2 separate regions of the Homo sapiens genome follow, and region 2 is linked to region 1. The links are chromatin contacts, found by Hi-C or POLR2A ChIA-PET in ENCODE. All regions are on one chromosome and are shown on one strand. Each heading gives the region's core, a stretch centred on a gene start or an enhancer-like site at or near the end of the contact. The rest is flanking DNA. Distances are from core to core; before and after follow the strand shown.

What was found. A loop is a pair of places that touch in the nucleus more often than their neighbours do. ChIA-PET counts read pairs that join two places held with the same protein, here RNA polymerase II (POLR2A). Pooled maps may share reads with other maps.
Region 2: a loop to region 1 is called in a map of cardiac septum, with 1.8 times the contacts of the local background. The contact joins two enhancer-like sites. A Hi-C loop is called at or near these places in 3 of 168 maps with a recorded cell type or tissue (cardiac septum, esophagus muscularis mucosa and vagina) and 3 of 50 pooled maps. POLR2A ChIA-PET finds 5 or more read pairs at or near these places in 3 of 52 experiments (A549, T-cell and activated naive CD4-positive, alpha-beta T cell).

The regions. Positions count from the first base shown.
Region 1 is chr2:216,790,022-216,795,028 of GRCh38, forward strand. All of the region lies in intron 3 of IGFBP-AS1 (IGFBP5 antisense RNA 1), which reads left to right. It also overlaps the pseudogene RNA5SP120. Among named protein-coding and RNA genes, the nearest start is that of TNP1, 68 kb to the right of the region's middle. Within about 2 kb of position 2,835, at least 10 of the 41 ENCODE cell types and tissues checked have a DNase peak (open chromatin) inside an H3K27ac peak, as active enhancers do.
Region 2 is chr2:216,971,867-216,976,873 of GRCh38, forward strand. No RefSeq gene overlaps it. Among named protein-coding and RNA genes, the nearest start is that of TESHL, 100 kb to the left of the region's middle. Within about 2 kb of position 2,790, at least 7 of the 41 ENCODE cell types and tissues checked have a DNase peak (open chromatin) inside an H3K27ac peak, as active enhancers do.

The DNA of each region.
Region 1 (5,007 bases), core at 1,585-4,084:
GAAAGAAAGAGGGAGAGAGATAGATAAAGAAGAGAAAGAAAAAAAAAGCAAAAAAAAAAAAAAGAAAGAAAAAGAAAAGAAAAAAATAGATGCAAGTTTGAGTTAATTCAAAATTGCCCAATCTAGTGCTATTTTGAGTGCTTTCTAATTGCTTTATTTATCATGTCTTCTCTCCCAGTGACTTATACTGTTTTTGAGGGAGAAAGGCAGAGTTGTAGTAGCCAGGATTATACTAGTCACAAATGGCAGAATTTCCATATCCAGCCTAGGCTAGAAGGGGGATTTGTTGGTTCCTGTAACTGAACCAAGGGAGGGCAGAGTGCAGCTGGCCTCAGGGTCAACAGGGAACAGGGAAAAGACAAGCGGATAGGACTCACTGTCCTCCATCTTGGTTTCTGCCCACGTACTAGTTCTGTTCACTCAGACTGATTCTCTTTTGGAATCAAGGGTGCCAGCAATGGCCAGGTTTCACGACCTGCCATTTTTACCGTGAAGAGGAGCTGCCTTACCTCCTGCCCCCCGCCTCCCGCCTCCCACCTCCCGAGGTCTAACTTAAAAACTCTTAGGGAAACATTGGCTTTCCGTGGGTCCTGTGCTCCACCTGAGATCAGGGAGGTATATTTTCACAACTGGAAGCTTCTAGTAGAATAAAACTGGCATGGGGTGGAAGGAAGACATCCCAGAGGAAGGGGGATGCATTTCTTAGAAGCAGAAGAACATGTGACAGGCAGACAGAGTAAGAGACATGCATTCAGTGTCTTCCTTTCTTGAATAGCCCTTTCTCAGTGGTTAGCCCTAAGCTGGGCAGAAACACACATGAACGACGAGAGCCATTTTCCTTTTAAAGTGCTGCCTCTCATCCCTTATGCAAATTTATCTCCAGTTTGGGGCTGCCGATAATTTTTTCCAGGGTAGATACATCCCCTTACCCTGATGGATTAAGAACCCACCTTTTGGCCAGGCATGGTGGCTCATGCCTGTAATCCCAGCTGCTTGGGAGGCCGAGGTGGACAGATCACGAGGTCAAGAGATGGAGACCATCCTGGCCACCATGGTGAAACCCTGTCTCTATTAAAAATACAAAAATTAGCTGGGCATGGTGGCATCCACCTGTAGTCCCAGCTACTTGGGAGGCTTAGGCAGGGGAATGGCTTGAATCCAGGAGGTGGAGGTTGCAGTGAGCTGAGATCATGCCACTGCACTCTGGCCTGGGTGACAGAGGGAGACTCCGTCTCAAAAAACAAAACAAAACAAAACAAAACAAAACAAAACAAAACAAAACAAACCCACCTTTTTAACAGACTTTATAGTCTAGAAGTCCCACCATCAACGTTGATCTTCCTTTCTACAGCCTGTAAGCACTGAAAAAAAGAGGCCCAACCATCTATTATCCATTCCACACTCATTTGTCCAGCATTTACAAAAAATTAGTAAACTGTTTTTTGGAGCAATTTTAGGTTCACAGCAAAATTGAGTGGAAAGTACAGAGATCCCGTCCAGCACATATTTTTCACAAACTATTGTGCAACCAGCTTTTATTGACATTTTTTTTGTTTTACTCAAAAACTCTGTGAAGTAGGGATGCATTTTTATCTGCACATTTCAGATAGGGAAACTGAGGCCTAGAAAGGTAAAGGGGCTTGCCCAAGACCTCACAGCTTTTGAGGAGCCAATCTGGGGGTGTTACTGTGCATTTTCCTGGGCACTTTCAAAGAGCAGAAGTTTCCAAAGCAGGAAGGGCTGGCTCTTCAATGGTAGAATTCTCCTTTCATAGTAGATATTGAGAGAAATAGTGTAACTATTGACAGGTTTTGAAAACCCTGAACTCAGCAAACAGACCACGTTCAGTCTGCCCATGTCTATTCAAGTCATCAACTTTGGGTCCCCACTGTGCCCCTGTAAGGGAGTCTAGCAACTTCTAATAAGGGATGGGCATTTTCTGTGTGGCTCCTTTCCCACCATTGATGCTGACATTCTGGCCCCTGAATACCCATTTCATTGGTACCAAATGGAAAAGCCCCTGGAGGGGAGGATGCCTGGGATGAGGGGGAGGGTAGCTGATGGGGCTCTCGAGATAGCCCTGGTTCGTCTCTCCCAAGACTAGTTCTCATGCCAAAGGATTCTTGTGTCTCAACCCATGAGATCTGTGGGGCTACAATTCCAGTTTCTTCTTTCTTTGGCTTCAGTACTTTCCAGCTCCAGTCTCTTGAGGTTAGGGTGTATGTGACGGGGAGAGGAGACTGGGGCAAGGGGTGGGGAGTTGAGTGGAGTGGGTGGTTGGTAATATTTTCCAGTTCTTTCTAAAGTGTCTGCCTTCCCTTAATGGATACGGAAGTGAGCCAGCCAGCTGACTGCCCCGACTGCAAGATTGGTTACTGCTTACATCATCTGAGCAGCCAGACTGGGGACAGGGGTGGTGGGGAGGTGGAGGAGAAGCTGAGCAGGGATTAATCCAGCCCTGAATGAATTAATAGACAAAGGCATTGGAGATCAGGTAACCTTTTTCCCAAGCTCATGCCCTGGGGATGTGGAGAAGAGCCAGACAGTTCCATTAGTGCATGCATGGCGTGCTCTGTGGGTGCTCCGCCCTTTATCAACATTTCAGTTCCATTCCATTGCACCCTATGCCTCTCCAGTCTGTGAGCTTTGGTTGAGAATCAGGAATGTCCCAAGAATATATTAGTGGAGGAGTGATATAGAGAGATCTAAGATTAACAGCCCTCTTGGCATTCCCTTTTAGAGGGGGCCAGCAACCTGCATCAGTTAGCTTTTGCATGATGAGCTACCCCTAGCGTTAGCGATGTCTGACAACATTCCTTCATCACTGCTGCGGAGTCTGCAAACCAGCAGGGCAGGCCTGCTGAATCAGATTGGGCTCTGTGGCTCTTGGCTGCACTTGCTTAAGTGTTTGTAGGCTGGCTGATGGGCCAGGCTGGTCAGTGATAGCCTGGATGACTGGAGCCTTTCTCTGCATACTCTCTCATCCTCTCCCAGGCAGACTTGAGCTTGCTCAGGTGGCAGAGGCAGGGTTCCAAGGAGGCAAGGGGCAGCCTGCAAAGCCTCTAGAAGACAGGCTTAGAATACATGTAACATGTTCTGTTGGCCACAGCAAGTTACAGGGCCAAAGCCGGCAGTGGGGAAGAGCTCCAGCTCTTGATGAGAGTAGGGGAAAAGAAATGCAGACATTTCTGCACTCTGCTTTAGACACACGCACCCTCACTATGCACAGAAGACTGATAGTCCTCTTTGATTTCTCTTATCACACATGCTTATGGCAGGATGGAGGAAGAGTAGTTAAGTCTGACAGGGGTGAGTGGGATGGGACAGAATTTGAGGAAAACTTCACAGAGCAGGCAGCCTTAAAGGACAAATAGTATTTCAACAGAAGCAGAAACACACACCTCTTTCTCTTCCTTTTCTATTATTTTCCTCTTGCCAAAAACCCACATTGGACCCAGCTACCACTTAATCTAGAGATTCCATCAGCGATGCTGTGGTGGCTCCCATCCAAGTATAAACCAGGTCAGGCCCTGCTTAGCTTCTGAGATTGGGTGCATTCAGGGTGATATGGCCGTAGACGGTGACCCTATGGCGTAGAATATGCTTTCTGCATCTGGAGGCAAGATGAGCTCCAGCTAGAGCTTCCAGGGGTTAGAAAAAGGGAGGTTCCCTGACTCACATTTTTGCCAAATTATAATGCTTCTTTCCTATCTCTCGTCTCTTCTTGAGCTCCTCCCCTGCCGCTCTTTTTCTCGCTGTGATTTCTAATGGGTATAGATCTATGGATGGCAACAAGGAAAAAGAAAAGTAAAAATTGTTATTATTCCATTGCCAATGGAAGAAAAGATCAATTTATTTATCTTACTCTGTGGAGGGGTCATGCAGATACCCCACTCATTAGTATGTGAATTCCTTGTTAAGTGCTTAGTGCAGTTTTGGGGGCAGAGTGTGTGGATCAATAGACAGCATGAAGGCAACAGAAGTGATGGTAATTGTTGTAATTATTGTACTTAATGAGTCATTGGAAATGGAAACATTATTTGAGCAGACTTCTACTGCCTTAGCAGAATTTGCTGATTTGCTAGCATCCTTTACTAGTAAGATCATTAAAAACAAATATTCAAATTTTAGAATTGTTTTTTCTATGATCCAGCAGTCTCACTATTAGGTATTTATCCAAAGGAAATCAGTATATCAAAGGAATACCTACATCCCAAGGTTTACTGAAGCACTATTCAAAATAGCCAAGATATGAAATCAACCTGTGTCCATCAACAAATGAATGGAAAAAGAAAATGTGAGACATGGCTGGGTGCAGTGGCTCACGCCTGTAATCCCAGCACTTTGGGAGGCCAAGGCGGGTGGATCACGAGGTCAGGAGGTCAAGACCATCTTGGCTAACATGGTGAAACCTCGTCTTTACTAAAAATACAAAAAAAAAAAAAAATTAGCCAGGTGCGGTGGTGGGTGCATGTAGTCCCAGCTACTCGTGAGGCTGAGACAGGAGAATGGTGTGAACCCAAGAGGCGGAGTTTGCAGTGAGCGGAGATCGCACCACTGCACTCCAGACTGGGCAACAGTGCAAGACTCTGTCTCAAAAAAAAAAAAAGAAAAGAAAAGAAAATGTGAGATGTATATATATATATATCTGTATGTGTATTTTATATATATATATACACACACATATATATACACATATATATATAAAGTTGGTGCAAAAGTAATTGCGATTTTTGCCATTAAAAGTAATGTAACACATACACATGTAGAATACTATTCAGCCATAAAAATGAAATGTCCTCATTTGCAGCAAAATGGCTGGAACTGGAGGTCATTATGTTAACTGAAATAAGCTAGATACAGAAAGACAAATATTGCATGTTCTCACTCATATGTGGGAGCTAAAAGGTGGATCTCATGGAGGTAGGGAGTAGAATGCTAATTACCAGAGTTTGGGAAGGGTGGGGAGTTGGAGGAAGAGAGGGTGGTTAATGGGTACAAACATAC
Region 2 (5,007 bases), core at 1,540-4,039, 180 kb after region 1:
CTATTCTAAAAACAAGGCATAATTCTGAGCAAAAGAGAGGAGATAGGGAGGTGTACAGCAACAGAGGGAAGCAAGCAAAGATGGAAGCAGAGCTGGACAATGGCACCGGAGGCAGAAGGAATGAAGAAGAGGCAGTGGGGACAGCTTATACCAACTAGCATTAGCCACGGCCAATTGTTGGAGCTGATTTGATTGGAAGGCAAGGCAAGTCAGTTGAAAAAAACCTAGCATTTTTAGCTAATTTGGCTGTTTTAAAAATTGAATTGATCAGTTTTAGTGGGAAGATCTAGCCACTGTATCATACTGAACCATACAGGAAACACAGGGAAAAGGAAGATGGTCCATGGACAGGTGGTAGAGAAAGAGGACATTGCTTTAAGCACTGCACTTCTTGGCTTACCTTGGACCTTGGACTAGAGTCAGCCTGAAGACCAGGGAGAAAACACTCTAGTGGAGGGAGAGGATTTATAAGGAAGAAGATGCATCATCTCTTCCTCCGTTCTCTAGTGCACTCTTCACATCACTGCCCTCTTCACATCACTGCCCTCACCTTCCCTAAAACACTGCTGTTGTTATACGTTTCTCTTGTTTACTGACTTGTGGTAATTTAGATTTGCAGGAAAAAACATGCTTCTAAGTTTTTCATTTCAGACTACCAATCTGGCCCTACTATTTAACTTTCAAATCTACTAGCACCCAACAATAGCAGAGTAGTTCTCTTGTTCCATAACCTTCTGCCTCCGTTCTTTTTCACCACCTGAAACATGTTCTCTTCTTTTCTTCTGATCTTAGACATACTTTAAAGCCTTTCTGTACAATGAAGTTTCCTGGATCACTCAAGATGAGCTCCCTTCTCTTCCCACTGATATGTTCATTTGTTTAACAGCCCATTTATTCATTTATTTATTTGCTGAATTAATACTCATTGGATGAACATACTTATTAAGCATCCACTATTTGCCAAGGACTAGGTAGATAGATTTAAGACACATTTTCTACGCTCGAGGAGTTTGATGTGAAGGAGAGAATTCTCAACTCCTATAGCACTCACTCGTTAGCAATATCATGCTCTACATTGCTAGTTATATTTTTCATGTTCTCTTTCTGCTGCTATTGTTTGTTTTATTTTAATCTGTAAAATACATTTTTTTAAAGGCAGATAACCTGTTTTCCAGTTCTTTTTATTCCCCCTAAAGCCTTGCTGTTACGAAACTCCCTGGAAGCATAAAGGGTTTGGAAGTGCTTGAGAGCAGTGGGCTGGTAGCAACAAGTGCATGACAGGCCAGAGAGTGGGAGAAGGGATCAACGTATGTGATTTGATGGCTGTAAAAGGAAACAAATTACTTCATGTGACTACTGGAGCCTAAAATCAGAAAGGCGAGGGCTATTTTCCCTGTTTAAAATGAGCATATCAATGAGGAAGGCCTCTGAGGAGTTACTGATTTGTGTCCCCTCATATCCCAGGGATCCAGGAACATGAGACCCAGCCTCACCTGTGAGAAACAATGTAGAATGGCATAGGGATTGACTGAGTGGTCCAGACTGTTAGCATGGGCGTTGAGCACAGGGCACCATGTTGCCTTATCTCTCAGGAGGTGTCTTCGGCAGGCAGCAAGATTACATTTGAACAGTCATAGAGGCCAAGGCCCCCTTTTGGGATTCCAGATTGTTGCTGGAAGAGAGACTCCACCTCACCCATCCCCTTTCCCTCTGATTTATTCAGGTTATGTATGGACACTCAAACAGGGTGCATGCTGTGAAGAACACATGATTCAGTCAGAAAACAATGAATGAGGAGTCAGGAAAGGTGGTTGTAGACTTAGTCTTGGCTCTAATGACTTGTGTGACTTGGGGCAATCCCTTTTCCTCTGGGCCTTCGTTTTCCCATCTGAAAAGTAAGGGAGCTGAAATAGTTCAGTCATTTTGTTCAACTTTTTAAACAGTAGAACCCTTTCATCAAACAAATCATAATGCAGAAGTTCAGGATACAGGACATATAGAGGCAGAGCTGAATTGACTGATAAGGCCCAGAAGGGAATAAATAGACCACTCACTTACTCAGGACTTCCTCTCCCTTCTGCTGCCCAGCACACCTTTTGAAAACCTCTGGACTAGAAGGGTGGACTCTACAAGTTTTAACAATTAGGATGCAAAATTAACCAAAATTAATATTAAGAGGCTCATACCCAATACAAGCATTTTGATAAATCATGTAGACTTACTACTCTCTATCCTTGTGTTAACTATTAGTAAAACTCATTTTTACCTTTAAGAACAAAATAAATATAGCTGGAAGTTTTAATGTTTCCTTCCCACACCCCAGTGGCTTGTCTTGCTCAATTCCTAAAGTGCACATGCCCTGGTTTGGAGACCACTGGCCCTCAGGGATCCCCAGGTTCTTTCCAGCCCTGCTGCTTGCCTGGAGTGCCAGCATTTCCCAGCCTTATTTATTACTTATAGAAGAAGCAATTTTCTGGGTTCCTGGGAGAGTGAGAGCATAGCAGCCATTGTGGGGAGATTAAAAATACTCCACTAAGAACTGGAGACTCTGTCAGTATCTCTGTGGGCCAGGCCTGCTCTGCTGGTTCAGGCATCTGCCTGGGACCCTCCCCTGCATTCACCTGTAGTCTCTCAAGTCTCCTGGGAAAATTTCTCAGCACGTGTCTGGCATGTGCCTCTCTTCTAGCCATGAACCAGTAGCCCCAAACCAGGCTGTGCCAGATTTCTCAGAACTCTTCTGATGAACAAAGAACAGCAGCTTGAACACTCTGCACCACCATCTAAGAAATATTTTGTGAGGAGTAGGGAGCTTAGGGGGATGTGTATGACAGCCTCTCCTTCGTCATGCTCTGGCCAAGTGGCTATCTGTTCCTGGAAAAGAAAGGAAGATGGGGGAATTGTTGGGTCGCTTTCTTTGGGAGGACCGTGGGGGCTCAGGGGCGCGGTGGCTGAGGCCCAGACCCCAGTTCCCAGTCCCCATCCACTCATAACTCATTTGAGAGATATGCAGAGCTGTCAGAACTGCCAAAAGCCTCCTTGCCAAGGCAGGCTTCTCTCCAAATGGGCTTCTATATTTATGTGAAACCAAAATAAAACACAGCGCTAAAAGGCAACAGACATAAAATCAGGCAATTGCTCACAAGGGCATGTTTAATGAAAGGCAAGACAGTAGGGGGTGAGGCCATGAGGGGCGACCCAGAGCAGAACGATGGCTCGGTGGGCCTCAGGGATCTTGACTTAGGTGCTGCCAGGATGCTGTCCACAGACAACGGCCAGGCAAGTCTCAATGCCCCCTGTCTTAGTACAGCCCACACAGAGACATCAGAAGCTGTATTAGTTTTCTGGGGCTGCCATAACAAAGTACCACAAACCGAGTGGCTTAAAACAACAGAAGTTATGCTCTCCCAATTCTGGAGGTCAGAACTGTAAAATCAAAAGGTGTTGCCAGAGCCATCCTCTGTCTGAAGGCTCCAGGGGAGGATCCTTCCTTGTCTCTTCCAGCTTCTCATGGCTGCTGGCATCCTCAGTGTTCTTGGCTCATAGCTGCATCACTCCAGTCTCTGCCTCTGTCTTCACATGGATGTCTCTCCTGTGTGTCTGCATCTCTCTGTCTGAAGTTCCCTCTTATAAGGATACCAGCCATATTGGATTTAACGCCCACCTTAATAGAGTATGGCCTCATCCTGACTTGATTACATCTATAAAACCCCTGTTTCTCCATAAGGTCACAGTTACAGGTTCTAGGTGGATATAGATTTTGGGGGATAATATTCAATCTGGTCTAGACCCCAAATGCACCCTGTGCCATGGAAAAGTGGGGGCTTTTTTTTAAAAAAGAAAGTCTGCTTTCTTAAACTCAGAATATTACACCCCTTCTCCAGTTTAGCAAAGGCTCTAGGCGGATGGGAAGGGTGATGGTCTTGCAGTCTCCCTTCAGGCTCCTCACACAGGCAGGTCTCTCAGAAGTCCAGATGCTTAATCCCCCTCTCAGCATAACCCAGGAAACTAGAGGTCTCACCACTTTTGAAAGACTTCCAGGAAAGATGATACACAACTTACATTCTTGGTGGACAGGAGAAGGTCCAAATTTCAAATAGGATTGATCAAATCAAACCTCTGTCTGAGCTGTGTCAGCTGAGTAGGGCATAGAAACATCTACCCTGAATTTTGAAGATAACTTTAAAGCTTGGACAGATGACGCCTCTTTTCCACTGCTTTTTTTTTGTTTGTTTGTCTGTTTTTTTTTTGTTTGTTTTTTGTTTTAAATAGATGGATTTTCCCTCTTGTTGTCCAGGCTGGAGTGCTCACGGCACTCTCGGCTTGTGGCAACCTCCGCCTCCCGGGTTCAAGTGATTCAGCCTCCCGAGTAGCTGGGGTTACAGGCATGTGCCACCTTGCGCGGTTAATTCTGTATTTTTAGTAGATACAGAGTTTCTCCATGTTGGTCAGGCTGGTCTCAAACTCCTCACCTCAGGTGATCCACCCACCTCAGCCTCCCAAAGTGCTGGAATTACAGGCGTGAGCCACCACTCCCAGCCCCCCAACCCCTTTTTCTTTTTTTTAATTACACTTTAAGTTCTGGTACACATGTGCAGAACGTGCAGTTTTGTTACACAGGTATACATGTGCCATGGTGGTTTGCTGCACCCATCAACCCATAATCTACATTAGGTATTTCTCCTGATGCTATCCCCTCCCTTGCCCCAAACCCCCAACAGGCCCTGGAGTGTGATGTCCCCCTCCCTGTGCCCATGTGTTCTCATTGTTCAACTCCCACTTATGAGTGAGAACACGCAGTGTTTGCTTTTCTGTTCCTGTGTTAGTTTGCTGAGAAAGATGGTTTCCAGCTTCATCCATGTCCCTGCAAAGGACATGAACTCATTCTTTTTTATGGCTGCGTAGAATTCCTTGGTGTATATGTGCCACATTTTTTTATCCAGTCTAACATTGATGGGCATTTGGGTTGGCTCCATGTCTTTGCTATTGTAAATAGTGCTGCAATAAACA